Linked DNA regions of Homo sapiens: region 1 is linked to region 2. A link is a loop called in an ENCODE intact Hi-C map of the cell type or tissue named here. Cell type or tissue: endothelial cell of umbilical vein. All regions are shown on one strand. Links, peaks and the distances in the headings refer to the core of each region. The heading gives the core; the rest is flanking DNA.

Region 1 (16,052 bases), core at 3,386-11,385, 57 kb before region 2:
TCCCGGGCGGTCACGGCGAGCTGGCACCTGGATTCCTGAGGTCCTGAGGAACCCGCTTCAAACCTGGGTGGTCAGGGCCGAGTGGGGCTCTGACTGCTCCACTCCCGAGGCCCCAGACCAAACCACACAGCCCTTGAGGGTGAATCACTTTGAAGTGAGGGGTTCTGAGCCTGTGGCCTGCCAAGCGGGCCGGCTTGGCGGGAATGGGCAGGCTGGGCAGCATGGCCCGCGTGGCTTCCAGGCAGCAACTCCTCTCCCAAGGCGAAGGAAGCCAGAGCCAGAGCGCAAGGCTCTGGGCTTTGTGGTCAGAGAGCGGCTGAGTTCAGATATCATTTCCTAGCTCTGTGACACTGGGCAAGTCACTTAACCACTCTGAGCCTCAGCTTGCTTTATGTGCAAACTGTGGCTTCCTTGCACCACTCTCACAGGGTCTGTGTGAGGATTAAAGGAAAAAACCCATGCAAAGTGTTTGGTTGGTGCCTGGCACGGAGTAAAGGCTCAAGAGCTGTGGTGCCAGAGAGCAGCTTCAGGGGGCTTAGCCCAGCAGCATCTCAGAGCAATCCCCTATCAACAAACAAAAAGGATGTTCCGGCTCTGCAAACACGGTTACTAGACGATCTTCGAATGCCTCTTCTTGCATGGAATGACTGCTCTCGGCTTCTGCTCTTTGCAACCTGGAGGTGCCATTGGGATGCCCTGGCAGCCTCGCATCTTACTTTAATTATTATTTTATTTTATTTTTATTTATTGTTGTTTTATTGTTTATTATTGTTGGCAAGACGCCGTTTGCATAGTAAACTGAGACTGCTGCATGACTTTTATTTTATTGGCTGCATGACCTTAGCATACTAAAGATGAGTACATTGTTATTATTGTTATGGTTCTGATTAGCTCCGTGACCGTAGCACACCGAAGCTGAGAGAGTGCGACCGTAGGGGGTTAAGGGCTCATATTCCAGAGCCAGTCTGCATGGGTTTTAAATTCCTCTTCCTCCACTTCCTCCACTTCCTAGTGGGTGACCTTGGGTCACCCGCTGAGAGTCCCTGTGCCTCAGTTTCCCTGTCTCTAAACTGGGCATAATAGTGTCTACCTCACTGGGTTGCAGGGAGGATTAAATGAGTAATACGTATGAAGTGCTTAGAACTGGGCCCGATGCACGGAGGGAGTGTGCTGTTAGCCATCATTGTAGTCATCCACTCATTCCACCTGCAGGTTTTGATTGTTGGCCTCCTCTGTGTCTGGTTCTCCCCGAAACAGTGGATATATGCGTCTCCTGGGACTGCTATAAGGGTGACATGCCTGTTCCTTCCCCCATCCCCTCTCTGTGTGCCCCTTCTCCTTGGTGGCACTCCTGGGCAGTCATCAGCTTCCTTGCTTTACCGCAGCACCAGGGAGGCTCCTGTGACTTTCAGGAGAGCCTTGGGAGGGCACAGAACCTCTGTACTCCTCTTCGGGAACTCTCCCCACAGCTCCTGGCTCTTCGCTGTTCTGCAGGCCCAGTGTGATCTGGAAGACGGGGAGAGAATAATCTCTGGCAGAGCGATGTAGTTGCCACTGTAGAATCAGATGTGAGCCACTGTCATTGATGCTGGACTTTGCTTCCTGTCTCTGGCAGGCACTGGAAGAGATGGCCTTTCAGACCTTCCTGTGAGTTTCATTCATGCTTCATTCTTTCATTCATTTTTTTTTTCATTCAGTCTCTTCCCATTCTTTCTGCTTTCATTCATTCTATTCGTTCATTCTTTTGTTATTCATTCATTTTTCAGTTTGATTGTCTGCTTTGTCCTGGCCATACTCTCAGGCACAGGAGATGCACCCATGAAGGCCCAGCTGGTCCAAGGCCTTGGGGAGCTCACATCCCTAGCTGGTGGCATGAGGAAAGGCGGGCAAGGAGGGGTACGATGTGCCCATACAGATGCTGATGGTGCACTCAGAGGCTGACTTGAGGGGTGAGGGAGGGCTTTCTGGAGGAGGTGACTTCTATGTGCACAGGAGAGGAGGAGCTGGAGTTGGTGGGTGAAGAGGGGAGGTAGTGCTTGTTCCCCACAGAGGGGGACTTTACTTGCAGAGGCTCCAGGCCCTGAGGAAAGGAGTACCACAATACACTGGTACTTTTTTCTCCTCGGTAGTCAGAGCGTATTATTCAGGTACATCACTTGGGTGCAGGGGCTTGGGTGAGAGACCAGCAGGAGAGGTCTCCTTTGTGAGTCCCTCTTTCCAAAAGTGCCGCTGTACCCGGAGGTCTGGAAGACTTTACAAGTGTGTGACTTTCAGAGTGCAGGAACCCAGCACACCCTGTCACCAAACAGACCCACGAGGCCACCATTCTCCCAGGACCCAGCTGTGGGATGGCCTTGGCTCCTGCTTCTGGTTTTATGGAGCCCCCCTCCCTTCTCTGTGAAACGGCACTGCCCAGGCTCGTTCAGGGAGGGGGAGAGAGCTGATGTGCGATGTGTGCGTAGTGCCCAGCGAAGGGCCCTTCACGCTGGGAGCTTTTGGCAAATGCCAACTCTGGCAGGAGGAGGCACAGGGGAAGGAGAGTCTCGGGAACTTCCCCAGCTCTCCAGTGCTAGGAATTTGACCTTTTCTAGGGGTTCAGAATCCAGTGATGTCCTGAAATCTGCAGTTTCTGCTGCAGAAAGACAGTTTTTTATGTGTTTCCGGCCACCGGGATTCTTGATATCTTCTCAGTACCAGCCTTTGGACTGGTGCTCTTTGGGTCCCTGGGGAGTGAGAGGGGAAGTGAGAGAGGGCAAGAGACCTGTGGACACGCCTGCACGCCTGTGCCAGAGGCCTGTAGTGTCCCAAGGAGCCTGACATCCCTCAGGGGCTGTAAGAGGTTAGGTGTAGCTAAAGGTTCCTGTTCCTCTCTGACAGAGTCATCACTACCAGTTAGTAGTTAATTCATTGGTTTTCTGTGCTCCTACTGTGTGCAAGGAATATAGCATCACAGTGAATGATGTTTCTGTTCTCGTGGTCAGGAGAGCCCAGTGCAGAGGCCTGATGCTATTGTAACAAACCAGCATACAAATGCTTAGCATGGATCGGGCGTGGTGGCTCATGCCTGTAATCCCAGCACTTTGAGAGGCCAAGTTGGGCAAATTGCTTGAGCTCAGGAGTTCGAGACCAGCCTGGCCAACATGGTGAAAGCCTGTCTCCACTAAAAATACAAAAATTAGCTGAGTGTGGCGGTGTGTGCCTGGAATCCCAGCTACTCGGGCGGCTGAGGCAGGAGAATTGCTTGAACCCGAGAGGTGGAGGTTGCAGTGAGCCGGGATTACGCCATCGCACTCTAGCCTGGGCGACAGAGGGAGACTGTCTCAAAAACGAAAAACCAAATGCCTAGCATGGCGGGGGAATAAGGGCCCTGAAGAAGACAAGACCCACACAGGGCAAAGGGAGCAGGTGTTTGTGGCGTGGCCAGTCCTCTACCAGGCTAACACTTGATGTGAAACTTTAAGGAGGGTGAAGGAGGGAGCCACCCTGGGGTGTCTGGGTAGAACATTCCAGACAAGGAGAGCAAATGCACAGGCCCCAAGGAGGACACGGAGGCATAGGGAGCACTTGAGATGGGGCAGGCATCGAACTGGGTGCAGAATACACACTTTCTCCTTTTATCTAGTGATCCTAAGAGTTTCCCCTGTGTAATGCCAGTTTTTCTCCTGGCTGTGTGGAGGCTCCAAGGGGTCCAGCCTGCACACAGTGGAGGGGTCGAGATTTGAACTGGTGACTGCTTGACTGCATAGCCTTGGCTCTCGTTGGGCTGCGCGGGCTGAGCTGAGAGACTGGGGTAGGGGTTTTGTGGTGGGTTCCTGTTCCTGACCCATGTGGGGTCTGGCCATTACCCTTGCAGGCATTATCCTCGTGAGGGCTCAGGAACGGTGTCACCCATCACAGGGCGACAGCTCCAGAGATGTCTAGGGGGCTGGAGTGCCGGTGTCTGGGGTTGGCCTTACAAGAGCCTGGTGAGGACAGGGCTGGGCCAGCCCTTGCCTTTTGAGTCCCGTCTCTGTCACCGCATGGCTGTGTGAGACTCTGGGCAAGTCACACCCTTTCTGAGTCCTCGTTTTCTTGGTAAAAACGGGGTTAGTAAAACTCCCTGCCCTGCTTCCTTACAGAGCTTTTGTGAGGCTCAGGGAAGATTATGTGTGGGAAAGCCCTCTGTGGGCTCCAAAGCCCTGGACACGAGAATTCTGATTTTCCTTTATTTAATTGCAAAAACAGTATCAGTGGAACATGGAAGATAATTTAAAAGAAGACGAAAAAAACCTCTTCATACAATTCACCCAAGTATGGAAATCCTACCCTACCCAAGTATACACCAGCTGAATGGGTTTGGATGTATTTTCAGATAAATTCCTCACTTGGCGAACTCTTGCCGCTTGACGTCCCCAACTCCACAATCACGTGGATCTGGATCATTTGGCACCCTTCCCTGTCTGAACTCGGGAGCTGGATGGATTTGGCTACTGAGGATTGCTTGTATCGATTTTCCACTTATTCCTCTTGGTCTTGGCCCATCTGTACACATACTTTTATGTCATTACAGGCACAGTGAACATGCTGGTTTCTTTCCATTTTCTCCTCTACCGTCATCAGCGGAGATGACGTTTTACCTAGTCTTCGCCGTGATGGAAGCTTTTTAGTGGCCACGTGGTCATCTTTTGTGTCACACCATTTTTCATGAAACCATCTCCCTTTGGTTAGATACTAAGGCCGTTTCCTGCTTTTCTTCCTCAATAGAGTGTGCCACAGTGAATATCTGCGTGCCTGTAGCGTTTTTATCCTTTCCTTTTGATGATGAAAGATCATTTGGAAAAATTCCCAGGAGGGAGATTAGTCGGCCACAGGGGTATGAACATTTTGATGGCTTTGGATATCGATGAGGCTCTCTTGCTTTCCCGCAGAGTGGAGCCCATCTGTAATGCCATCCACAGGGTGCAAGCGTCCTTATTTTAACACTGCCATGTCCTCTCCGGGTGTCATTGTTTTTCATTTTTTTCTTAAATTAACTTCACGTGTTGAAAATGGTGCAGTGTTCAGTGTTATTAGTCAACAGCTGGCTTTGAGACACATGCCTGAGTGCCTTCAGCTCCTGGCTGAGTCCTCTGTCCCTCTGTCCGTGGCCACTCAGCCATGAGCACTTCTGTTAGCGATGAAGATGAAAAAGTGTCCCTTCTGCCCAGGCTCTCCCTTCCTCCTCTGGCTGCAGAGCAGGGAGGGGTTTCAGTGGCATCGCGGTGGCCGGGAGCGAGTGTGCTGGCCGGCTGGGCCTTGCTAGCAGGGCCGGGCCTTGCTGGCCAGGCCAGGCTATGCAGGCCCTCGAGAGGGCCTGGGGACAAAGGCGCCTTGGGAGGAGGAGGCAAAACAGGGGAGGGAAGGGAGGGCCCTGGAGAAAAAGGGGGGAAGAGAAACAAAGACAAAGGCTGGCAAAAATAGACCACGGAAACGGCAGGCAGCCGGGATAAGGAGGACAAGAGGCAGGATGTGGAAGAGGAGGGGAGGCGGAAGTTGTCGTGGGGGGTCGGGGAGAAATGGGGAGTAAAGGGAGAGTGGGTTACGGGGAGCTGTGTGGGGTGGGGGTACGTGGGAGAGAGAGACCCAGAAAGACAGACACACAGAGAGAAGGGAGCGGCCGAAGAGGAGGGCCCGTGAGCGAGAAGATGCAGATGCCCCTTTAGTAGGAGGGCATTGCTCCCTGCGCCCCTGGAAGGGACTCTGGGCTGGAAAGGACCAGAATGCAGGGAGGAGCCGCTGGCGGGGGTCACTGGAAGCTTGATTCGGGGGAAGCTGTAGGTTGGAGCTGGGAGACCCGAGTTCCTGCCCCTCCAGGGTCTTGTACGTCCTCACAGAGGACCTAGGGCCTTGATCCTGGTCCCGGCACACAGACACTTCAGGGGTGATGGAGCCACCACACCGAATTCTCCTCTAGGGCCCTCCCCCAGCATCAGAGTGCAGTCTGAGGGCAGCAGTGGGAGCTGGACTGGGGCCATCTGTGCAAGGGGTTATTGTGCCCAGGTGCACAGGCCGGAGCTCTGGGGTCACTCACCCTCCGCGTTACCTGTCGTTACCTGTCGTTACCTGTCGTTACCTGTTGTCTGGACCATAAAATGCAGATGGGAATGTCGCCCACTTCCTCAAGTCTTTGTGAGGATTAAACGAAGTACGAAATATAAAGCACTTGGAGTGGGGCACATAGTGTGTACCGTGTGACTCAAGGGGCTGTCCTCTTTATGGTGACGATGACAAGGGCATCAGGACAGCAGCCAGCATGGCGCAAGCCACCCGGGCCCAGCCTTGTTGAATCTTCCGGCAGTGTGGCGAGTTAGGTCTGCTCGTTCCCACTCTCCGCATGGGAAAACTGAGCTTCACAGTTAATATAAACACCAACAGTAATAACAATGGCAGCAACAAACTGCCGAATATGAGGGCCTAACATACACGAAGCAACACGCACGTCGCAGAACCCACAGCTGAGGAGACCAGAGCTCAAAGGGGCGAGTCACCTGCTGGCTCACACAGCAGCCGGGACCGGGATTGCAGGTGACCCACGTGGCTTCAGGGCCCAGGCCTGCCCTGTGACTCACGCGGCCTGTCACCCGCCGTTTCATGTTTCAGGCCTCGCCTGTACACTGGTGCTTCTCAGGAAGTCTTAGGGAAGATGACTTATTTATTAGCCGTTTTTTTAAAATCTCTTAATTAAAAAAACAACCAGTGTGAGTATGTGGAAATGTGATTCACCATGTGATCGGGGAGGTCAGAGCCAGAGTCCCTGGCTCAAAGGTAACACCCCTGTCCACCTGGATGAAGAATGTTCCAGAAGCTTCCCTCCAGGCACGGTCCTTGCCTGCTGAGCAGTCACCGGGGGAATCGGGGGCAGTTACCGGGGCCTCAGACTGTGGGAGCTGCCTCTTCCTGGGTCTCCAGCCGTGATTTCAGACTCGTCTTTCATCCTTCCCCTCTCGGTTGCCAGCCCAGTGCTGGAGGGACGCAGGGCAGAGCCCAGCCAGCTGCAGGTGTTTCCAGGCATGTGCTGGGAATGGAGCAGATGCGGGGCTGAAGCTTTCCCCAGAACTGGCCTTTATTGACGCAGAGGGTGGGAAAGAAGGCACGTGGCTGTGCTGGGAGAGGGTGGGTCTCCCTATAGCCTGGACCTGGGAAGGGCCTTCTCTAGAGCTCTCCAGGGACGGCCAGACAGCTCCCCTTCCACCTTGGGGTGTAAGCGGAACAGGACACACTCCCCTCAGGAAGCACGGTATCAAAGAGGGTCAGGAGGAGCCCCAGCCGGCTCCCGTTCTGAGGAGGCACCTGTGGGCATGGGGGACCCCCGGGGCCGCCCCCCGATGCCTCCGCTGATGCTTAAGGTCACACAGCAGGACATGGTAGCTGGGTTCAAACTCAGGTCAGGCCAACTGCAAAGCCTGTGCTCTTTCGACTCCTGGATGGACACTGCCCAGGTGCCCCTGGGTAACTGATACCCTTGTCCCCAAACAACTCTGAATCTCTTTTCATCATGAATATTATTAATAACAATAAATACTAATAACTGCCATTTATCAAGAGCCCCTACTTGCCAGGTGCTTTCTCATTCAGCCTGCCAAGGAAGCCCGTGAGTTGGGCACCAGTATCGCACTTTACAGATGAAGTCATTGAGGTACAGAGCAGCTATGTAACTAGCCATGGATCATAGAGCTAGTGTCGGAGATGGCACCCACACACAATTCTGATGACAAAACCTTACACTTGGGGACTGTAAGGCTTTGGGCACATTAGGTGACCTCTCTGAGCTTCAGTTTTGTCTTCTGTAAAATGGACCTCATATGCTGTCCGTGGCATAGGTTTGCATATGTGAATTAATGACTGTGGAGTACCTGGCACTCAGTGTTAGCTCTCACCATCATCATCATCATTACTGTAGCATAGGGTTTCTCAGTGAAACAGACACTGATGGTCAGAGTGGACCTCTCAGCCTGGGGGAAGCAGAGGATGAACCCTCTGGGGCGGGGCCCTGGGCAGGCTGGTTCAGTGATAAGCAGGAGCCAGGCGACCCACAGGCTTCTTGGATGGGCTGGGCGTGCATGGCATAACCGTTTGAGAACAACAAACCAAGCCGGCCGGGCTGCCGCTCTGTTTCCTGCGAGGAGGGAAGTTACAGATCTCCGCCCTGGCGTCCGGGGAAGGATGGGACAGGCTGCTGAGGTACAGTCCCATGTGGGGAACGACTCTGTCCAGCTTGATGTCTGTGCCTAAAACCTCGCCTGCTGCTGCTGGCCACAGGCCAGTGAAATTCACAGACCCACTTCTCAGAGGGTGGGCAGGTGTGTCTGCTAATCTGAGAGACCCCAGGCCCCTTCTCTTTTTATGTTTGTGGGAGGAATGGCTGAGACCCCAAAGCTGTGGGCTGCTGCTCTTTGGAGGACTTGAGACATTGTGAGAGCTGTCACCTCCTCCTGGAAGCCCCTGCCTGCTGTGGTCAGCCATGGCCACTCACTCTCCTGGGGCATCTGCTGGCCTCCCTTAGTGACTTGGCTGTTGGCTGTCATTTTCTTTCCACCTCATTCCCCCAACTAGACAGGAAGCTGTCAGTCCTCAGCCTCCTTATCTGTAAAATGCAGTTTGCGAGATAATCCCCAGCTCCCCCAGCTCCCCCAGCTCCGAGACTTGCAGGAGCAGAGAAAGAGGCCATGAAGCTGGCAGGGGCGCAAAGGAAGCAGGGCGTTGTTCCAGGGAAGGGAGAGCAAGTGAGCCAGGGACCGAGGGTGGGGCTTTGAAGATGCTGTGAATCCAGGGTAGCAAGTGTAGTGGTGCCTTTGTTTTTTCATCTGTAGAATGGGGATAATGGGACTGGTCTCCAAGGGTGGATATGAGTGCTGGGTGAGTTAACACACATCACATGTGTAAACAGGGCCTGGACCATAGTAGGTGCTATGGTTACTATTAAAATTGCTACATTTAGTTAATTAAAATAAATATTAAATCAATATTTGTCGTGCCTGTTGTGTGCTCAGAATACAGCAGTGAACAAAACAGACCCCCTTCATGGGGGCGATCCTACTTGGGGGCGATGGATGGGAAACAAGGAAGTAAGTGAAACCTATTTAGAATTTGTACGATGGAGGGGAGTTAATTGCTTCTCAACCCTGACAAGTGAAAAGAAAAGTGAGAAGGACTTTGAAGGACAAAGACCAATTAAAATTTCAGCCTTTCAGCAAGGATCAAATCAGATTTATGGTTGTTTCATCCAGTGATAAAACCCTTTGAATGGATGACGATGTCTCAAAGTAGCAAAGTGGGGTGCGGGAGAGCTCAGTTTTAAATTTGGTGAGCTTTTGTGCACGTGCTTCCAGGGATTTGGTATCACAGCTGTCTCCTCCAACAGCAAGAAGAGAAGGTTCATAAAGGCACACCATCCCAGTAGAGGCGGGGGTCAGCCCCCTGCGGACCCTGGACCCCTGGGAACACAGTTTGAAACCTGGTGCTCCATCTCTTGGGCTTCTTCCCAATTAAAATGAGCAGAGTCTTACATTCTGTGAAACTGAATGGGAGCCAAGGGGTCAAAGGACAAGTTCAAGAGGGAGAAGCCAGTGCCGCTTGGCGGGCAGTGCCCGGGACACCCACCCACAGCCTGGCAGCTGGGCCATTTGCTTACTGCTGGCTGGCTGGGGGGTTCAACAGTTGGAAGAGGCCATAAAAGTGGATTGCACAGATGCCCTGATGCTGGGCCTCGTAAGGGGTGTCCGGGCTGTGGGGATGTCTAGGCGGAGAGGGAGGTGTAGACCCTGGGCCTCCCAGGCACAGTGATGGGGCAGCTGGAGCTGGTGGTGCCCATGCAACAGTCCACCCTCCTCCAACCCCTGCCTGACAGCCTTGCATAGCCCGGGGGACTCAGTAGCTTGGGGCTCCCCTCTGCTCAGGCAGACCTAGGGCTCTGATGGCTCCCATTTATGAGAACAGCTGTCACTTGGAAGGACCTGCTACCTGTCCTCCGAGATGTGTTTTTCATACCTTGTATTGGTCCTCTCCACCAATAACCCCTCATGGATGAGTGATTGTTACTGTGTAGGAAGAACTTGGGGCTCAGTGAGGTTGAGCCACTTTTCCAAGAGGCCACTTAGAGCTGGAGCTCATAATAAGTAGGGGTCTCTAGGAACTGTTTCTAAACAACCCCCGAACCCAGCTGGTGGCTCCCAGAAGGGTCTCTGGAAGCAAGGCGACTGTCTCATTGTTTCATTAGTTTGAGCCCTACGGGGCCTTAGGACACAGCCAGCTTGGAGAAGTCACTCTAATAACCCATCTTGCCGGTGATGCCCAGGCCTCGGCAGACTGGCTCTCCGAGGGTGTCTGGGCCTGGGCAGCCGAGGTCTTGTTAACCCCAAATCCCACAGGACTCGCATAGAGTGCAGAATCCCGGTTTTCTGAATTGGTGCTAAAGGCTCAGTGGCCTGGCCCTGCTGTGAAGCCACAGGGCTTGTGCTCTGGGAGCCTTGGCCGACACAGGTGCCCCGCCGCCTCCTCTGCTGCTGCAGCCTCAAGGGCTACAAAGAAAGCTCCTTCTGCCCGTGCAGCGTGGGCTCCTGGGTCCCCTGCAGGCCACCATGGCTGCTGCTCCAGCTGTGGTCCCCCCAGAGGCTTCTCCAGGCAGTGCCTGCCGACTCTCCGGTGCTTCCCTTATTTTATTCCTCTTCCGGGCACTAAGTTTCGGTTTCCTTTTCATTGTTCTTTGTTGGTCTGTTCATTCATTCATGCATGCATGTGTTGGTTCATTCATTCATTCTCAGAGTACCATGGTGGCTCTGAGGACAGAGGTCAGACCCAGCTGGGTTGGAACCTGCTGCTCCCTAGCAGTGGGCCTCTGGGCAGATGTTTTAACCATAGAACTCGGCTTCCTTGTCTGAAAACGTGGCTCCTTCTAGGACAGTCAAGAAGGTTCAATGAAATGATGGATGTGGAGCCCCAGGACGTGACCTGAGGATGGTGCTTGTCATGTTGGGGTCTGTGTCCCTCCCTTGGGCACATTCTCTCCTTCCTTCCTTTCCAGCTTCCTGAGGACGGTCCAGTGCCGGGGGCTGGGCACAGGCCTGAGTGAGATGCGGCCCTTGTCCCCCGGCCTTTTTGGTCTGGGTCCTCACCTCTGCACCGAGTCCCCCTGGGGCTGCTCGGCAGCTCTGAGGGGGCCACTCTGCCTCTGCCCAGTGGTCCTGCTTTCTCACGGGGGTTATCAGGCCTCTGCTCCTCGCGCCTCACTCTGAGAGGGTCCTTCCACCTGACTCATGGCTCCCATCCCTCCATGCCCCTGCCCAGGTGCCCACACATGTGTGCCCCAGAACATGGCTGCACACACTTGCATACCCCACGAGCACACACGTGTGTGCATGCATACACCCCATGGTCCTTGAGCACACATGTCCTGGGCCCTGGCATGCACTCCCCCAGGCGTCATGTATACACACAGTCCACACGTTTGCAAACGGGCAGACACACCTCCCTCTTGCACATCCGTGCACACCCAGCCCATATCTTCCTGCCCCTGCGTGTGCACACAGTCCCAGTTAGTTTACACCGTGCACACCTCTCCATACATACAGGTTCCCAGCTGTGCGACCACTCACCCACACGTATGCATTTATTTTTTAACACACACATGCATACCATTTAGTAGGACCCCATGTACAAGCATCTGAGTGCTTTACAAATTCAAATGTATTTAATCCCCCTATCAACACTAGGAGGTAGTTTCTGTTATTAGCGCCATTTTACAAATGAGGAAACTGAGGTGTAGAGCAGTTAGATCGGTGTAGAGAAGCTAGATCGTGTGCTCAAGGCTTCAGTCCAGGCTCTTGGCCCTGACACGATGCTGTTTGCCTGTTGAAGATGTGTGTGCATGCATGCACCATTCACACTGTGAACGTGTCCCAGCATGGCCACACCCCCTCACCGTATACACATATGGCCATGAGCACTCAATCTCAAGGTCATGGATGCACATGCCTCACACCTATGCATGGAAGGACACTCGGCACACATACTTGTCTCTGCACACACACACCACTTGCACACCCATGTACACATGTGCCCCAAGCCTCGCCCCAATCTCCAGCTCCCTTTCAGAGTCCCTTCTAGGATATTCTCTGATTTCTCCCAAGTGCCCAGTTCGGGAGGGAAGTGACTGCACAGATCTGGACCTGGCGATGACCTCTGAGTGGGAGGCAGCCCTGGCTGAGCTGTCTCCTCACCTTAGCATCCGCCTGTCCCGGCGCCCATGTAGCTTCCTTGTCATCCATCTTCTGGGCTGGCCCAGGACACGTGCCCCCATCCCAGCCTCCAAGAATCTGGGAATGTCCTTAGCAGACTGGGCTGGCATGTGGCCTCTGCCCGGGGAGCAGAGGTGGCTCCCCAAAGGCTTCCTGAGAAGTGGTGGAGGAGACTCAGCTTCCCCGTCCAGTCCTTTACCCCTCCTTTACCCAGCAGCGCCCTCTGAATCTGAAACAGTTTTGGGGGCGGCAGCTCCGGTCCTGCCCAGCAACTCGCAGTTGTTGCCTGTGGCATTCAGATTCAAGTCTGGGCTTGTCAGCCCGGGCGAGACTCTCCTATTTTGGCCCTATGGGAGGCATCCAAACTCCTCTGCCCTTGCCTTCCGGGGCGCCCCACGCACTCTGGGCTTCACCTGGCTCCTCTGCTTTGCTTGGGCTGCTGACTTCTGGAGGAGCCCTTTCTTCCTTCTCTCTCCTGATGCAGAACATACCCAGTCTCCCTGGGGCAATCGGCCTTCTTCAGCCACTCCTTGGTCTCTGCTCCTCTTTCCCTCCCTCACTCTGTGTCCTGCCAGCCCCAGCCTCTGGCGACTTTTAGAGCTGGTGCGCAGTCCTGCCTGAGCATCGGTGAACATGACGCCATGGGCTGTGGCTTAACGATTCTTTTGGTGAATTTTGATTCTTTATCAAAATTTCCTTCCTTCCTTCCGTCCTTCCTTCCTTCCGTCCTTCCTTCCTTCCTTCCTTCCTTCCTTCCTGCCTCCCTCCCTCCCTGCCTCCCTCTGTCCCTCCCTCCCTCCCTCTCTCCTTTCCTCCCTTCCTCTCTCCTTTCCTCCCTTCCTCCTTCTCTCTCTCCTTCTCTCCCTCCTCCCTCCCCTCCCTCCCTCTCTCTCTCTCCCTTCCTCCCTCCCTCCCTCCTTCTTTCCTCCCCCTTTTCTTTCTTTCTTTCTTTTTTTTTTTTGAGATGGAGTCTCACTCTGTCGCCAGGCTGGAGTGCAGTGGTGCGATCTCCGCTCACTGCAACCTCTGCCTCCCGGGTTGAAGTGATTCTCCTGCCTCAGCCTCCTGAGTAGCTGGGACTACAGGCGCGTGCCACCACATCCAGCTAATTTTTGTATTTTTAGTAGAGACTGGGTTTCACCATATTGGCCAGGCTGATCTTGAACTCCTGACCTCAAATGATCCACCCACCTTGGCCTCCCAAAGTGTTGGCATTACAGGCATGAGCCACTGTGCCCTCCCCGGCCCACTGTTTCCTTTCCCTCCCTCTCTGTCCTTCCCTTCCTCCCTCCCTTCCTTCTTTCTTTCCTTCCTTCTTTGCATGTGCCAAGCCAAGCCTTGTGCATCTGCGTCTTTGAAGTCCTCACGAGTTGAACTAACAAGAGAAGAAAAACCCAGGATATGAGAAATCATTGGATTGCGCAGGTGCCCTCTGCCAATTGGTTAGCAAGTTTTTACGAGCAAATCTGGTGGTTATCCTTTGGAAAATAAGCAAAGGCAAACCACTTCCTGCCACTTCCAGGAGCTGCTCAAGTGCCGGAGCTTTCTAAGACCTACTGAGAATCTGAAACTTCAGGCCAGCGTCCTCCGTTTTCCTGGAGAACGCAGTAATTTGTGTTGGTGAAATTCCACTGGGCCTGATGGGGTTGGAGATTGCATTTCAGTCTTGTCTTGCTAAGGAATTTCTGAGATCGAGTAATTTGGCAAGAAGAGAAAAGGAGAACAACTTTGGGTTGTGACGCACGGGCAGCAAATGCCCGTCCTATTTTGGGACTGGTGCCTCCTGCTTTGCGTGTGCCACACAGCCTCAGGGGACCTGAAGCCCCTCTTTGGCCCCAGGGGGAGCTCTGGCAGTGCCCTGTGCCACGCATTGTATCGGGCTCCTTGCACTCCTTCTTACTTGACTTATAAGGTTACGCTATTAAATAGCGTCATCTGCAGAACAGCCCTAAATTCTTGAATGGGGAGAGAAAATGCGGTAGCTGGGGGTGGAGTGGGGTCGGGGGCAGGATCTCAGGATGGGTGTGGCATGGGCATTGATGCTTAGGTTTGACTCTGGTTCTTTTTTTTTTTTTTTTTTTCTGAGACGGTGTCTCGCTCTGTCGCCCAGGCTGGAGTGCAGTGTCGTGATCTCAGCTCACTGCAACTTCTGCTTCCCAGGTTCTCGCAATTCTCCTGCCTCAGCCTCCCGAGTAGCTGGAATTACAGGTGCATGCCACCATACCCAGCTAATTTTTGTATTTTTAGTAGAGTCGGGATTTCACCCTGTTGGCCAAGCTGGTCTCGAACTCCTGACCTCAAGTGATCCGCCCACCTCGGCCTCCCAAAGTGCTGGGGTTACAGGCGTGAGCCATTCTGCTACTAACCGGCAAGTGACTTAAGTCCTTGTGCCTTCCTTGCCTGATTTATGAAATGGCAACAATCCTGGGGATGATGGGAGGACTTTTTTATTCAGTCAACACATGAGTGGTGCCTACTATATGCTAGGCCCTATTCTAAGTGTTGCAACTATTAAATAGAGTAGTCTGCAGAGCAGCCCTAAGGGGCAGCTACTGCCTAGCTCCGATGAGGAAACTGAGGCCCAGAGAGGTTAAGTAACGTACCCAGCTGCTAGGAGGCAGGGCTGGGCTTCAGACCATGGAGTCTGGACCCGGGACCTGGGCTGACAGTTGCAGCATAACAAGGATTAGGTGAGATGCTACATCAGTGAGGTGACCACTTGTCCTGTTTTGCCTGGACAGTCCCAGTTTACACTTGTAGTCCTAGTAAAGTGATCAGTGACGCTTCATTTCATTCATAGATTACATGGTCAACTTATGTATTGAGTATTCAGGACAATCCTGGGGACATGGTGGCACTGCCTCCATGTGAGCAATGGAGGGGGAGGTGACATGGCCACAGAGCACCCAGCCTGGCTCGCCTGGGGGTGCCTGGGTTACCCGCAGAACGGAGATGTCCTCGTTCATTAACTCATTCGCTCAGCGATCCATGGGCCTGTCACGTGCGCCAGGCATTTGGGCGTCATGCTGATGGCTGGGCGAGGATGGGGAGGACTCAGACAAAAGAAGACAGCCAGCAGGCTCTGGGAAATGAAGTCACATCCAAGACCTGCCCTTGTGAGAAATGTCAAGTGTTACCGTTATCATCATATTCCCATTGCTTTGTTTGGCAAATTATGACAATATGGCTGTTAACTAAGCAGATTCTGATTACCTATTGTTTGAATGCAAAAAACAAAACAAAAAAAGAAGCAAGAAAAAGCCTTCTGGCTATGTGACCAGTATTTAGAAATTTCCATTCCTGAACAGGCCTCAGGGCAGAGCCAGTCCCCAGGCTGTGCGGAGCCACTGCTGTCCCTGCAATGCCGGGTAATCACTTTGTCTTTGCTGCTGCATCCATCACGCCCTGTCTCTCTGTCCTTAGATATGTTTGCGTGATGTCGTGGGATGTGGCTTTCCCAGGCAGTCTGTTAAGCAGCCAGAGATCTACTCTGGCCTCCTCGTTGATGTTTCATTAAAGAGCTGCCCTAGTTCAGCACAACCTAAATATTACAGCTAAAGAACACAGGCCCCGGAGTACGGTGACCAGTTTGTTCTGATTTGCCCAATACTGTCCCAATTATACTGAAAGTCTTGAATTCCAGGAGATCCCTCAGTCCCAGGGAAACCGGGATACATGGTTACCCTGCTCTGGAGTGAACACAGCCCTGGGTCATCATCTGTGGCTCTGCTGTGTGACAGCCGGGTGCTTGATGGTGAAGAGTTTCCCCCTGGTATGAGCAGTCAGTGTTATCCCTGGTCT
Region 2 (16,052 bases), core at 5,298-13,297:
CTGGTTCTAATAACCAAAGACTGACCTTATTCTGTTCAGCTGCCACATCACATTCCATAAAATGGTCGTGCCCCACCCTGGGTCGATGGATGTGAAGGCCCTTTCTCGCTTTTCACTCTTAAACACAGCCCAGGAACAAGCTGTCTTACCTGGGACTCTCAGTAGATGCTGAGAGGCAGACTTGCTGGGTGTGGCATTCCAAATTTTAAAAGCAGCAGGAGTTGGTTGATTTTGAAGTTGAAGACTCCTAGGCGGGGAGCTCTGTGAAAATGGGAGCCAAGTCTTTTACCTGTGAATGAGAATTAAAATGGGGGCCAACTATTAAATGCTCGGACACCCCACCAGTGCTTAGATCTGTTTGTCACGCAGGCATTTCTTGAGTCCCAGTTGTATGCTCTGTGAGGCACCGAGGGTGGGAGATTTGTAGCATGGCGTAGGTTGGGAGATTGGTAGCATGGCGTGCGTGATCTTGAGAGGCAGGTGAAACTGGCCTGCATCTGGGAATAGGGTCTGCAGGAGTGTGTTTTTCTGGACCTTCATCTGAGGGTCGTATTCTCCATCTGTGTTAGATTGGGCTGCCATAACAAAACACCATAGACTGGGTGGCTTAAACCACAGGCATTTATTGTTTCAGAGTTCCAGGTCAAGGTGCTGGCCTGGCTGGGTTTGGGTGAGGGCCCTCTTCCTGGCTTGCAGACAGCCACCTTCTCACTGTGTCCTCACATGGTAGAGAAAGAGAGCACTCTGGCCTCTCTTCTTATGAGGACATTTATCCTGTCATGGGGGCCCCAACTTCATGACCTCCTCAAACCCTAATCACCTCCCAAAGGCCCCACCTCCACATACCATCACATTGCAGGGTCGGGGGTTCAACAGAGGAATTTCCGGGAGGCACAAACATACAATCCATAGCACCGTCCCTAGCACGGAAGAACAGAGAGAAGGAACGGTTTACATTGCAGCAGTATGTAGCTTGACTTGTGGCTTCACTCTCTGGGGGATTGTGAATTCTGCCCCAGGCCTAGCGAGAGGCCGCTTGGGAGCCAGTCCGTTCCACGGGGTGCTGGTCTGAGCCCTGCCCGCTGGAGCCCATGAGGTGGCAAGGGCCCAGGCCTGGCTGGTGGCACTGTGTGTCACTGCTTTTCTGCTGATGGCTTGCTGTGTGGCCTTGAAGTTGCTTCGCTCCAGGTGAGCGCATCTGAGAGGTGGGCTGGGTCTGACTTTGGGAATCTGAAGACTGTGTGGTTCTGAGATGGCAAAGTGACACCTGTGGGCCAGCTTCCTGGCTGGAAGACACCCTCTCCTCCCTTCCCTAATCATGTCCAGTGCTACACGGCAGCCGGAGAGCGCTCTTTGTTGGTCCCGTGAGAACATTCAGAAACAATCATACCCACCCCTGTAGCTGGCTGCTTATTGCCAAGGCGTTGCGTTGGCTAGTGTCCCCACATTGAAGTTCAGGGCCGCCCAGGGCTCCCTGCTGCGTCCTGGGCCAGCCTGTGACCTCCCTTTTCCAGCAGAGCAGCAGGACTGAGGGCGCTGAAAGGAAGGGGGGTCAGGGTCGTGGGGGTAAGATCTGACCCTTGGAGCCAGACAGCCTGTGTTCAATTCCTGGCTTTTATCTATGACCATGGGCTAGTCACTTCCCCCCGTTCCTCAGTTTCCCCACCTAGAGCTAAGGTGAGGATAAAACAAGCTACTATCTTAGAACAGTGCCTGGCTTCTATATCAGGCCTAACAAAGGATGGGGATTTAATTTTCTGAAACAAAGAGAAATTTTTATTTGGCTCAGGCAGTCTTTCCTTCCAAGGAGATAACTAAGTTTGAGTCATTGTTTAAAAAATCAACTTCCACTAGTCCAGCTATGACCCCTGAAATGCCTTCCATTTCACCTTCTACTTTCTGTCTAAAGAAGAGGGTTTACTGAGCTAATTGCAGGTCTGAATCGTATTATCGGGAAAAGGTTTATCTTACTTGGGAGAACACAGCTATTTTAAGGAGCTTTAGCACATTTTTATTGCATCCACCTGGCATGAGAAATCTCCATTGTGAGCCTCCTTGGGGTACCCATTCCCATTAGAAAACAGTTCATCAGCCCAGAAGAGGGGAAAGGAGAGAGAGAAGGAAGGGCAAACGCTGGACACGCAGGGGTCCCCCCGCCCCAATTATCCATCATTTGTGGGGTTCCACATGCACCTAGTGCACAGTGAGTGTGAACTCACGGAGACAGACTCAAGTCATGTGCACGCATCCCTTTTCAATGTGGGTGCTGGGCAGAGGGGTGGCTTCAGCTCTCAAATGAGACCGAGGCTGGAGGGTCATGCAAGTGAAAAATACTCAATTTTTTAATTGCAAAGTCTCTTTGGTGCTATGTGTGTGGCGTGAACACGTGAGGGCATTATTTTGAAAGAATTACTGATAGGACTCTGTCTCATCCTCAGGGGGTAAGTGTGTGTGTGTGTGTGCGCGCACACAGGAAACCTCTTGTTTTTAAATATTTCCTTCTCCAAACAGCCTGCCGCTGACCTTCCCGGCCTCTGTGTGGCTCTCAGGCCACCTCCTTATTGCTATATCTTGGAGCCTAAGGACTTCTATTTCTGCTCTGGGTCCAGTGCAGGGTGCCAGGACCACCACAGGGGTGCATGTGTGCATGTGTGTGTGCCTGTGTGTGTGTGTGTATGTTTGAATATGTGTGGTGTATGGGTATTTGTATGTGTGTATATGTTTGTGGAATGTTGTGTGTATATGTGCATGTGTGTGTGTGCGTGTATTTGTGTATGTGTGGAGTGTTGCGTGTGTGCACGTGTGTGTGGAGAGGGTGTATGTGTGAGATGTGTGTATGCCATGTGTGTGCGTGCATGGAGGGCTCTGCTTCCGGTTTCTGGGGTTGAGTAACTTTATGAGTGGTACTTAAAACCCTTCTGTTGTCCACAGGACAAAGTTCAACCCCTCATTTTTTTGGCAGAGAAGGCTGCCAAATTGGGGCCAGACTCAATCTTTTCATTTTCATCTCCTGCCAGTTCCTTACCAGACACCCTGTGCTCCAGCCACAAACGACCTTTTGCTGTTGCCCAAAAGAGCCCATGATCTTGTAAACTCCTAGACTCCTAGAAGATGCCAGGCCCACAGCCAGGGTTCCCCTTTCCGCTTTCCCTGCTCAGCTCATACTGGTGCGAAACTCTCCCAGGCCTGCCCTCCTCCCTGCAGGGTGCCTTAGCTTCTTCCATCCTTTGAGACAGGCTGACCACAGGTACTGTGGTGTTTGATTTAATGCATTCGTTATCTCAGGATTTGCTGCGCTTCTAGAGAAGTCCTGCAGACGAACCCGTCCTTGTATCACCAGCGCCTAGCATGGTGCCTGGAAGAGGGTGGGTGCTTGATGCTTCTCGCAGTGAAGGAGCAGAAGCTTAGGTTCTGTACTAAGATGATGCTTATATTGTGTAGCTAAAAGGGACCGTGCACACAACAGTGACAACATCAGTAATAACGTTTACTGAGCGTCTCCTGTGTGAAGAGTCCCTGTGCTCAGTGCTCTATGAATGGCATTTAATCCACACAGCTTATGTGGCGAGCTCCAGCATCCTCCTCCATCTACAGATGGAAGCATGAGGCTGGAGAGAAGTGACTTGGTCCAGACCACACAGCACGGGGCGGACCTGCGATGCTCACGGTAAAACTAGGGCAAGTTACTACTTGACTGATCTGCTTCTGTTCTAGAATCCGAACCCTCCTCAGCATTGTTTCCAAATGATGGTGGTTTTCAAGCTCCAAACGCCCAGCTTACCTGGGCATAGAAGCCTTCCTGCCGGCCCTCCCGTGGGCCCCAGGGTCTTTGCACAGGATTTTCCACACACAGTACAAGTCTGGGTCTCGGCTGAATGAGCGAGCACGGGATTCCCACATGCCTGTAAGAGAATTGCTAAATTTGCTTCAAGCGGTGTCACCCCCTCACTGCAGGTAGATCTAGTGAACTCAGGGAGAATCCACCGTGACCTACATCAGAAGGAAGTGGGACGGGGCGGTGGGTGGGGAAAACGCAAATGGCGCTCGCTGTGAATAGCAGTGTTGGAGAACATCACAGCCAGCAGTCGAGGATGAAAGGCATTTGATTTATAATAGACTCTCAAATTCACCCTGGTTCTTACGAGTTATCGTGTCTCCTGAAACCTCGTGGGGGCATCCTGCTGCTGGGGCCAGGAGGCAGGGAATGGCAGCCCAGGGAAATGAGGAATCCCGATCCTTCTCTCTGAGTCAAGAGAAGACAGACTTGCCCTACTTCTCCCATGGTGTCCTGGGAGAGCAGGAAGAAGGCATGGAGAAGGATGCCTTGTTCGCCGGCGGCAGAAGCTCCCTCTCAATGCCAGGCAGGACAGAGCCAGCATGTAGGGCGGCGGTCCCTTTAGCAAGAGGATGAACTGGGCTGGAGGTGCACTCAGAAATCCACCCAGAGGGAGTTTTCCTTTTCATGACAGTTTTCCTGAGGCTTGGTGGGGAAGGAGAAGAGGCTCTCAGTTGCAGGCGGTTCATTCATTCACCCATTAATTCATCTAACTAATAGTTACTGAGGGTCTGTGTCCCAGGAACCGAAGAAAGCACAGGTTACAGCAATGAGCGAACACAGTTGTGTGTCTCCTGCCTGCAGGTAGCTGCGGCCTCGTGGAGAAAATTGAAGTCAGATGATTATCGTGCGGGGTGAGAAAGGAGGGTGAGAACCAAGTGCTGTTCACTCATCATTCATTCATTCTCTTGTTCAGGGGGTGTGGAGCACTGGATGGGAGCTAGACATCCCTCTAGACCTGTGCTGGCTGGAAGAGTAGCCGCTGCCATGTATGGCTATTTACATTGAATTAAAATTAGACCAAAGTAAAAATTCAGCTTGTGAGGCACGTAGCCACACTTCAGTGCTCCGTAGCCACGCGTGGCGAACAGCTCTTGTACTGGAGAGTGCCGATGTAGAACATTCCCTGCATCGCGAGAGCTCCCTGGATGGTGCTGGGCTGCAAAGGCCACTCCCCCGGGAGTGCACAGCCTTGCGGTATTAAAGACCGGCACATATTCTGTGACAGTACAGGGCAGTCTGGGCTGGGATGTGGGCACACAGATGTGGGATGGCCGAGCCATGCCTGGGCTCCCGGAGGCAGGGAGGTTTCAATGGTGTTTAAGTCAAGTGAGGAGGATCTGGGGCAGAGGAGGAGAGGGATAGCATATCTGGTAGAGGGAAGCACATATGTCAAGGCCTGGCCTCCAGAAAGAGAGACGGAAGGGGTTCAGCGCGGCTGGGTCGTAGACCATGTCATGTTTATGTGGCCGAGGGCATGGGGTGTGTGCAGCGAGGGTGACTCTGGAGGGGGACACAGACCAGCTCCTGCAGATGCTCTGCCATCTCTGCAGAAAGACCCCCGCTCCAGGCTCCCTGCTGGCCCTTCCAGTCAGATAGAGGGTCTTTGCAGGCCATCTCTTGCTGTGGGCACGCTGAGCAGAGGGTCCCAAAGCCAGTGACAACCAGTTCAGAGGAGGGCCTGGTTTGCGGGGTCAGGGCTGGACACCTTGCTCAGAGGGGTAGCTGGGCCTTGGAGACAAACTTACCGTTTCAGGCAAAAGCGAGGGTTTGCAGGTGGAGGGTGGGAAGCGGGGGAGGAGGAGGAGGAGGAGGAGGAAGGAAGGGATCTCCTCAGAAGCCTGCAGGGTCCAGATTGAGTGTCCGTTAGTTCAGTGTACCCAAGAAAACACTTCAGGAAATGGCCCCTCTTCCCTTTGGGGAAGTGCAAGATGAAGAAGAATTGGAGAGGCTGGCTCACAGTTGTGGGGCAGTGAGGGGGAATTTGGCAGACACCGAAATTGGACACTGGGACCCTTGGCCTGGGACCAGCTTGTGCCCCAGGGCCAGGTGCTGTGGCAACAAAGGAATGCCCAGGGAGCCAGGCAGGCCTCTTCAGCTCTGCTCTTCCTGTCACCCGAGCAACTCGCAGCCTCTGATCCCAGCCTCCTCTGCAGCACGCCGGCAATCATGTCATGCTGTAAAGCTGTTGGAACAATTTCCAGATCATTACAGCGGCTGGCATTTATCTAGGGCTTACCTTGACCCAAGCATTGTAGTATATACATCATGATTTTTCAGCCTCAGCTCTACTGACATCTAAGGATGGATCACTTTTTTTTTTTTTTTTTTTTTGAGACAGGGTCTCCCTCTGTCCCTCAGGCTAGAGTGCAGTGGTACAATCATGGCGCACTGCAGCCTCGACTTCCTGGGCTCAAGCGATTCTCCTCCCTCAGCCTCCTAAGTAGCTAGGACTACAGGCACAGGCCACCACTCCTGGCTAATTTTTAAAGTTTTTGTAGAGATGGGGTCTCGTTTTGTTGTTCAGGCTGTTCTCGAACTCCTGAGCTGAAGCGGTCCTCTTGTCTCACCTGCCTCCCAAAGTGCTGGGATTACAGTGTGAGGCACCAGCCAGCTGGATCAGTCTTTATTGCGGGCACTGTCCTGGGCATGGTAGGACATTTGGCACCATCCCTGGCCTCCACTCACTAGATGCCCACAGCACCCTTCCACCCCAGTTGTGACAACCAAAAATGTCTCCAGGCCACGTGTGGTGGCATGCACCTGTAATTCCAGTTCCTTGGGAGGCTGAGGTGGGAGGATCACTTGAAGCTAGGAGTTGGAGACCAGCCTCAGCAACATAGGGAGACCATGCCTCTACAAAAAAAAAAAGAAAAAAAAAAGCCAGGCATGGTGGTGTGTGCCTGTAGTCTTAGCTACGTGGGAGGCTGAGGCAGGAGGATTGCTTGAGGCCATGAGTTCAAGGCTGCAGTGAGCTACGATCATGCTGCTGCACTCCAGCCTGGGTGACAGAGCAAGATTCTGTCTCTGAAAAAAACAAAAAGGAAAAAGGAAGCTGTGTCTGGACATTGCCAAATGCCCCCCGTTGGGAACCACTGCTTTACACATTGACTCCTTCATTCTCATAGCAACCCATTTCACACACGAGGATTGACTTGGCACCACAGCTGGACCATTGGTGCTGAGGTTTGAACCCAGGTCTGTCTGCATGGGCCTGTACTCAGTTCCTGGATCTATTTTACTGCAGGCTTAGGTGGAAAGGGCGTGGCCCAAAGCCAGATGTGTAGTAGGTAGTCAGGGAAAGGGGCTTTTCTGATGATTTGTCACTGGCTTATTCAGTCAACAAACCAGACCCTAAGTGCAGGTTGCAGGATGAGGAGGGAGCCGGTCAACCTGCAGGAGCACCTGGGTGACCAGCCTGAGGGTTGATGGAGCCATTTGTATTTCTTAGGCAATGATTAACCTGGTTGAGCTGGTAAATCATTCGATAGAACCTTACCCTGGAAAATGCCGGGCTTGCAAATGGGGGGCCGTTGGTTTCACATCTGCTGTTTCTTCATTGGACTTTGTCACCCATGAGGTCAGGAGCCAGCAGCCGAGGGCCGTTGGGAAATTCTCCTTGGGCAGATAGCTGCCACTTTTCCTTGCTAGCCCTGGAGTGCTGTACGTGCCCCAGGAAACTGTCCCATGTAGGGGATTTTCATGGCTGGGCTCTGTGTGTGTTGGGGGCGGGGGGCGGAGGATATTGAAGAAGCGGCCCTGAGTGAAATGCCAGTGGTCCTGAGAGGCGGGGCTGAGACCTCCTCTTTATTTATTTGTCTTTGGAAATTGTACCATTCATGATGAAATCGCCCCTAAAGGACACAGGCAGCAAGGACTGGCCTTTGCTAGACCTGGTAAGCTGGGCAGACCGAGCCCAGAGCAGGGCCTGGGTGCCCCAGCAGGGCACAGGGTGCTGGCTGGTTCCTCTGAAGGCAACTGCGCGTTCTCTTCCCATGTGGAGAAACCAGGCAAATGTGTGTGTGCATGCGCGCGTGCATATGCCAGTGTGTATGTTTGTACATGTGTATTTGAATGTGTGTGTGCAGTGTGCTGTGTGTACATGCTTGTGCATTTGTGTGTGTGTGTATGTGCACACAAGCCTGTGCCGTCCAAGTGCCCATGTGCATATTTAAATGCGCTCACCCGTGTGCGTGGGCAAATGTGTGCACATCTACATGTGTGTCAGAATTATTGTGCGTGTGCCTATGTGATGTGATTTCACCCCACCCCTATGGCTGTAGGACGAAGGCAGTACACACTGAGCACCCTGCCCATGCCCTCGGTAGCACTCCTTCTTTCCTTACTGTTCCACAGTGGATACAGAGAGACCTGAATTTAATACCCAGCTTTGCCAGTTACTCATTGCATGATCTGAGGCTGGTCATGCAAGCTCTCTGAGCCTCAGTCTTCTCATCCGTGAAATGGGAGAATAAGGAACAGCACTGGTGTGGAGTGGCATTGAAGGTCATGGGTCATAGGTGTGTGTGTGGCTGGGGCCTGCCTTAGGTGGCAGTCAGTGATGGCATGCCCTCCCAGCTTTGGGAAGGTCTGGCCCTGTCCATGGAGGTGCAGGAGGGTCGCAGGGCTTTAGTTGCTTCTTTCTGCTCATGCCCCCCTCCCACTCTTGGCTGGGAAACCTTGGCAGCACTGGGCAGGATGGTGTTGACAGGTCTTATCCCGTCAAAGAATGTCTATGTGGCTTCCACCCTCTGTGCTCTAGGTGTGGCCTGGGGTCACATGGCTGCTATTGCTAGGATAGACCAGGAGGACCCAGTGGAGCTGTTTGTGCTTCTGGAATCTACCTGATCAATTAGAAACTACTAGAAGGCTGAAGTCAGGGGCTTTGGTGACCTTGGCTTTTGCCCACTGGTGACCACAGCACTGTCATTCTGAAGTGATGCCTGGTTACAGCACATAGATTCTCCTTACACCCAGGAGAGGATGAAGAAAGTCCTAACCCCATTCTGTGCCCTCCCCAGTTCCATCACACACACCCCAGTTCCATCACACACACCCCAGTTCCATCACACACACCCCAGTTCCGTCACATGCACCCCAGTTCCGTCACATATATCCCAGTTCCGTCACACACACCCCAGTCCCGTCACACGCACCCCAGTCCCGTCACACGCACCCCAGTCCCGTCACACGCACCCCAGTTCATCACACGCACCCCAGTCCCGTCACACGCACCCCAGTCCCGTCACACGCACCCCAGTCCCGTCACACGCACCCCAGTTCCATCACATATATCCCAGTTCCATCACACGCACCCCAGTTCCATCACACACACCCCAGTTCCATCACATATGTCCCAGTTCTATCACACGTACCCCAGTTCCATCACACGCACCCCAGTTCCATCACACACACCCCAGTTTCATCACACACCCCAGTTCCATCACACACACCCAGAGGGTTCTGAGTAACCATGGGCAACCAAAAGCCAGGAAAATGGGGGGATTTCCTCTGCCTCCCAACTGTTTTCTGATTAGTCACTTCTAGCTAATTAGCAAGTGACAAATGGGACAATAAAGCTGAAAATATCCATTGGCTTCCTGGAATCCCAGCCACAGACATGGCACATGGGACCTGGCTGAGAAGCAGAAAAATGAAAAAACATTTGGGGTCCTGAGGAAGGAAGCACAGAGGACCACGTCGGGCCAGCCATGTCAGTGTGTGGCTGTAGGTGGCTGCAGTGTGTGCCTCAAAGACACACTGGGGCCGTGTGCAGTATGTGGGAGCTGTGGGAACCTGCTCTGTCTTCCGTTTTCTCTCCACACTGTCTGGAAGAAGTGATTTCATCTCACAGTCATTTGGTGACTAAGGCAAACTTCCCCCATCCAAGGTGGAAATTGTCACAGGGCCCTGGGGACATCATAGGGGTCTGTGTCCAAGGTGGCCTCTGCTTCCAGAGGTGGCTGAGGCCCCTGTTGTGGACAGTTCCCCTGGATGCATGTGGGTGACAGCTCCTGCTCCCATAGACAGTTCCCCATGCATCCTCAGATGGGTGAGGCTCTGCTGCTGTGACAAAGACTCCCCGGTCCAGGGACTTGAAACAACTTTGTTCTTGCTCAGTCACCATGGACGCTGTTCCCCACCGGCAGTGTGCAGGGGGGCCCTGGCTGGTGGGGTCCTTCCACCTGGTGACTCTGCAGCCTCGGCGGCAGGGGCAGGGAGGACTGGGGAGCCCAGCGCTGGCAGCTGCATCCTTTGGCTTTAGGAGGGACTTGTGTGACATCCTCTGACATCTGACTGTCCAGGCCCAGTTGTGTAGCGGTGGCCTGGCTGCAAGGGGGCAGGGAGTTGGAATCCTCCCCATACGTGGCAGTGGAAGGAAGCCAGAACTCTGTGCTCATTGGTAGTTGTCTGCCTGTCTCTGACGTCGGCTCACTTGGGCTGATAAGGGCTGGCTGGTGGTTCCCGAGGGTATCCTGTGTGTAGTGGGGATGTTCTTTTCCTGTGGCCTCTGTGACATGTTCCTTCAAACCCAGTGGCTGAAAACCACACAGATCAATCATCTTACAGTCCTGGAGGTCAGAAATCCAAAACAGATCCCCCTGGGCTATGTTAGGTGGGCTATGTTAGGATGTTTTCTCCAGAGGTTCTAGGGGACAGAATCTCTTCCCATGCCTTTTTCAGCTTCTAGAGGCCACCTGCATTCCTTGGCTTCTTGGCCCCTTCCTCCATCTTCAGAGCCACCTGTGTACCATCTCCCAGCCTCTCTCTGACCCTTTGCCTTCCTCTTTCATTGGGACCAACTCGACAATCTGGGAGAATCTCCCATCTCAAGGTCCTTAATGGAACCACATCTGCAACGTCTCTTCTGCCATGTCAGATGGCACATTCCCAGGTTCTGGGGATCAGGGCGAAGACATAGACATCTTTGGAGCTGCTCTTGTGCCTACCACCAGGGGCCATCCTTAGTGGGAGAAGCCAGGCTACCTGCCTTCCTCCCTCCCTCTCTCTTTCTCTGGCTTTGTTCCTTCATTGCTGTGGCTGGGGACAGAGTGCACAAGAGGAATGAGGGCCCTGTCCTCATGGAGCTGCCAGTCCTTTCCAAGGGGAAGACTGACCTTCAGCAGAGACTTCCAGTGCAGGGGGTTTGGGAGTCCCCTCCCTGGGGGACAGGAAAGTCTCCTCTAAAGACGTGACTTGTCAGCTGCTGTCTGGGGATTGAGGAGGAGTTAGGGAGGTGAGGTGGGGATAAATGTTGTGAAGACCAGTTGCTTAGCCACGTGGGTCCCAGCACCCAGGGCCTGAGTCTCTGCTTGTTTCAGTCCCACTGTTTCTCAGTCTTCCCTCGTTTTCTTCCACCCTGACTGTGGCCTGCTCCGTTTCGCAGATTGCTCATCCCCATTCCCGCCCACTGCTTTTCTGGAAGATGAAGGGGCTGGCTTCCTGCGTCCTGGCCTGGGCACTGGAGCAGGCCATGCCCCCAGGAGGCAGGCGGGACCTGGCTGCAGGGATGTGGGAAATAGGACCCAGGACCGTATTTGCAAAAGCAACAAAGTTGAAAGCAGGACTGGGCAGGCTGGGTCGCTGTTTGCACTGGGGGAAGCGCTGGCCTCAGAGGTGCCTTCCTCCTCTCGGGCCAGAAAGGGTGATTGTTTCAGAGTCGTCTGATGAAGAGCATATATTCCAAACAGAGCCCACTGCCTGTCCCGGCGCCAGCTTCGAACAGGGGAGGCAACTGTGACGCCCTGTGGCTCCTTTCACCCGGCAGTGGGGAGGGTGCTCAGGCCAAGGGGAGAGAGAGAGACCTCTAAACACAGCCTGGAGAGGAAGGCTGGGCGTGCTCCGCCAGCTTCACACGCACCTCTCTTGGCCCTGCCAGATGCCATTTGTGTTTTCTCTTTCCCGTGCCCTCGCCCCTTGCCAAAAGCTATAGGCAGCATGGCCAAGATTCCTCTGTGGGGCAGGAAAAAGCAAAGAAGGAGGCATGAGCTTCTAATTAGCAAAGATAGACAAATTGCTGGTGGAGGGACCACCTTCAGCTTTGTGTGCAGACACGTGGCCCCCCTGGCCCTTTTATATTACGTGTCCACATTCTTTGGTGGTCTAACACCCTCCTAGGCACTGGAGCCACCATGCAAGCGTTTCCAGTGGGCTGTGAACAGAAAAGTAATTTTCCACATCAGAATCAAATACTCAACAGGAAGGCGAGGCTGCCCTGTGGTGGGCGGGACTTGGCCCTCTGTACTTTCCATTTAAGGCATTTAGAACAACAATAATTATTAAATAATCATTAAGTTAATTGTCTTCCTTGCCAAACTCATTGAGGGCGGATACCCAATAATACAATCAGTGCCTGATAAATGTATGTTGAGGGGAGTCTACCTTTCCATGAGAACTGAGTTTTATCTCTGAATTAACAAATGCCAGATGTGCAATTAGCATTCAGAGAAAATGCTCTCCTCTTCAAAAGGCACTTTAACCTGTTATTCTCTATCTGAGCTCATTTAATGCAAGGAGAAGCTAAGGAGCAGAAAGATTCAGAGAAATATCCTGCTTCAGAGAGTTGGGCAGGAGATTCCTGTAGCATCCGTTCTGCTACTTCTCAGAACTGTGTGCCCTGGCAGACATCAATAATCAATCACCACTCTTTCCTGTTGAGCCCAGAGGCAGCTGCAGAACCGTTCACAACACACCTCCAGGAGGCCACTACCAGGTGCTTGAGAAGTTTGCAGAATCCCAGACTGGCAAATATGGGTGTATAATCGAATTCATGTTTACCTCCAGATTTCTACTTTCTGGCTCAGAGCTGTCCTTTCACTTTCTCATTTTCTTCATTCACCGCTGTCAGCAGGTGCCTTTTTTCCTGCAGCCACTTCTCTGGCTGTGTGACCCTGGGCAGGCAACTTTATTCTTCTCTGGGCCTCAGTTCTTTGTCTGTAGAATGGAGATAATCGTTATATCTGGTAAGACTCTGTGGGACCCAACGAAAGCATAGAGTGCTTAGCATCGTGTCTGCTAGGAACTAACAGGCCCTGAAGAGATGATGGCAACTTTAAAATATATTTGTTTTCACTTTAATCTTCAGCAAATTGAAGCCCTGGCCGCAGGTGTCATTGGGCTGGAAGCTCCTAGGGATGCCCCCCAGAAGGGGGGGTTTTTCCTTGGTCCCTGGTAAGTCTGCCTCGACACACCCCTACAGTGGGAGGGGCACCAGCTGTCACCTTGGTGCCTCCTCTGTGCCATCAGTCTTCCCAGCCACAGGGAACTTTCCCACACACGCAAGGCCTCATCTCGGGTCTGCAGAATCCAACAAAGAGCAGGAGGGCAAAGAAAGCCTGTCATCTCCTCTCTTGCAGAAATCCACAAGCAGCATTTCCGATGTTGTCATTGTTATAATAAGCAGCAGGCCTCATCCAGGGAGGGGAAACGTGATGGTGTGGTGCTGAGATAGATACCTCCAGTTGCTTTTCCCCTGAGTGGGTCACCATAGCTCTGGGGAAATCAAGAACCCCCCCTAGACTGTGGGAGTCCCCAAGTGACATCAGGCACAGCAGAAAGCCAGAGAGGAATCCGGACCCATGGGCAAAACAGACAGAAGAATTCATGCTCTCAGCAGGGAATGGGGACAGTGAAAGCACACCTGCCCAGGTAACACACCCTACAGGATGCACACAGACTCAGTGTGCACAACAAAAGGGTCTAAGGCCTCATTCCCAGCTCAGCACATACACTGTCCGCTCCCTGTCCAAGAGGGCCTTGCCATTTGGGCATTTGGGGCCCGGAGAGATCTGAGATGACCCCATTTCCCTAGGCGGCCTGGCAGTGATGTGACCAAGTCTGTGAAGTCACCATCTTCATGGGTCCCCACCAGGGTATACTGTGCTCCCCAAAGCTAAATCAGGAAGGAGAAACGTCCCCACCTAAGCCTGGGGAGATCTCCAGCATAGATGAAACCCCTCCGGGCTGGTTATTGCCATTGGAGTGTGTCTGGTCTGCCCTGGTTGGGGGAGACTGATTCCTGCCAAGTGATTTTTCTCCCTGAACCTCAGTGTCCTCATCTCTAAAATGGATCCATAATAATACCCACCCCTGGGAGAGCTGTGAGCATGAGAGCTAGGGGTAAACCTTGGTATACAGGAAGTGTGCAATTAATAGGAGCTCCATTGTGACTGTTACTTTTCTTAGAATTTGAGTCCAGTCCTGGCCAAACAGAATCACCGTCTTCTCTGTCTGAAGCCATTTTTTCCCTGGAAAATGCAGACCCAGCGGTGAGCTATTTGTTCTCTCAGAGTTTCTGAGTCCTGGGAACTGAGGCCAGAGATCTCAGGAGTAGAACAGTCCACTTACCTGGCTGCACGTCATCTCATTTTGCTGTTACGGAACCTGTTCTAGCCCGGGTGGGGTGGAAGGCAGATGTTGGACTGGTTATTATGGGGGAATGCCTTCTGCTGCAGAAGGAGGTGGCGGCGGGCACTAGGTTGCTTCCACCTTTTGGCTACTTAGAGTAATGCTTCTCTGAACACGGGTGCGCTGGTGTCCCTTTTAAAAGTCCCTATTTTTAATTCTTCTGCATATATAGCTAGGAGTAAAATTGATGGATCACATAGTAACTTGGCTGCACCCTTTTATATTCGCGCCAACAATGCGTGAAGGTTGTGATTTCTCCACAATGTGCCAACGATTACTATTTTCCGTTGTTTTATCAGTGGCCCTCCTAATGGGCATGAGGCAGTGTCTCCAGAGACAGAAGGTGGAATCCTGGTAACCACAGGTAGAAGGAAGGGGAGCCGGGAGTTGGTGTTCGATGGGGACAGAGTTTGAGTTTGGGAAGATGAGAAAGCTCTGGAGGCCGACAGTGGCGATGGTTGCACAGCAGTGTGGATGGACCAAATGCCACTGAACCGTACACTTAAATGGTTAAAATGGCTAAATTGGACATCACTTATACACACAATTGTACATCACGTGTACACACACAAAAGCAGGTGTCACATAGGAGACACCCAGTTTAAGGGACATTCTGTACGGTGCCTGAATGGCGCTCCTGAAAACTGTGCAGGTCCTCAAGGCTGAGGAAAGCGTAAACTGTCCCAGACCAGGGAGGCCAAGGAGGCGCGATGACTCAATGTCATGTGGTGCCCTGGATGGGATCCAGGGACGGGAAAAGGACACTTGGGAAAAACTGGTGAAGTTCACGCAAAGTGTCCGGGTTAGTTCAGCATCAGAGACCAATGATGGTTTCTTGCTTGTGACGAAAATGTTCCATGGTCTGAAAGGTGTCAACACCAAGGGAAGCTGGGTGAGAGGGCTACCAGAATCCTCTCTACTGTCTTTTCAGCTTTTCGGTAAATCCAAAAGTACTTTCAAATGAAAAGTTTAATTTAAAAATGAGAAGCCACCTCCCCCACGAGATCATGAAGCTCCATGAAGGCCAAGGCCATGTCAATGCCAAATGCATGTTGGTTGAATTCACTCGTGTTGGTTGAATTTACTGATGTTGGTTGAATTTACTGATGTTGGTTGAATTTACTGATGTTGGTTGAATTCACTCATGTTGGTTGAATTCACTTATTACTGTGTACTTACCATCTTGTTGGCAGCCTCTTCGTTCTTTTTTTCTAATTGACAAACAATAGTTGTATGTATTACATATTTATGGAGTATAATGTGATAATTTAATATATGTTTATAATGTGGAATAATTGATTAAATCATGCTAACAAATCCAAAAATAAAATAAAAATAAATAAAAATGGGAGGACTAGGCAGCACAGTGAGACCTCGTTTCTACAGAAAAAATGTTTTTAATTAGCCAGGCATGGTGGTGCACATCTGTGGTCCCCGCTACTCAGGAGGCCAAGGTGGGAGGATCGCCTAGTTCAAGGCTACAATGAGCTATGATGTTGCTACTCCACTCCAGCCTGGTTGACAGATCAAGAACCTGTCTCAAAAAACAAGACAATTGTGGTGAAATACACATAACATCAAATTCACCAAATCGGAGGTGTTTTTAACATACAGTTCGGTGGCATTAAGTACATTCCCATTGTGCAACCATCACTACCCTCCATCTTCAGAACTCTTTTCATCTTATCAGACAGAGACTCTGTCCCTGTTAAACACTAACTCCCCATTCCCCTCCCCGAGCCCCTGACACCTACCATTCTATGCTCTGTCTCTACGAATTTGACTGCTCTAAGTACTTCTTGTAAATGCA

Evidence for each region. Hi-C counts contacts between places; a loop is a spot of excess contacts. Peaks named below come from ENCODE experiments on the same cell type or tissue, not always from the same donor. Only the 100,000 strongest peaks of a DNase experiment are listed, where the experiment ranks them.
Region 1: it touches region 2 in a loop (2.6-fold over the local background); 4 of 110 quality-filtered maps call a loop at or near these places.

What each region holds. Positions count from the first base shown.
Region 1 is chr16:81,487,296-81,503,347 of GRCh38, forward strand. All of the region lies in intron 1 of CMIP (c-Maf inducing protein), which reads left to right. Among named protein-coding and RNA genes, the nearest start is that of MIR7854, 39 kb to the right of the region's middle. RefSeq lists enhancers at 2,628-2,697, 6,149-6,882, 9,885-10,526, 10,443-10,562, 10,623-10,682. In endothelial cell of umbilical vein, for the core only: CTCF peaks have their summits at 8,220, 8,432 and 10,624; DNase peaks (open chromatin) are centred at 5,356, 6,596, 7,026, 8,606 and 2 weaker places; H3K27ac peaks cover 4,743 bases.
Region 2 is chr16:81,541,983-81,558,034 of GRCh38, forward strand. All of the region lies in intron 1 of CMIP (c-Maf inducing protein), which reads left to right. Among named protein-coding and RNA genes, the nearest start is that of MIR7854, 16 kb to the left of the region's middle. RefSeq lists an enhancer at 10,791-11,397. In endothelial cell of umbilical vein, for the core only: no CTCF peak of the experiment used is centred there; DNase peaks (open chromatin) are centred at 9,619, 10,229, 11,789, 12,019 and 1 weaker place; H3K27ac peaks cover 3,566 bases.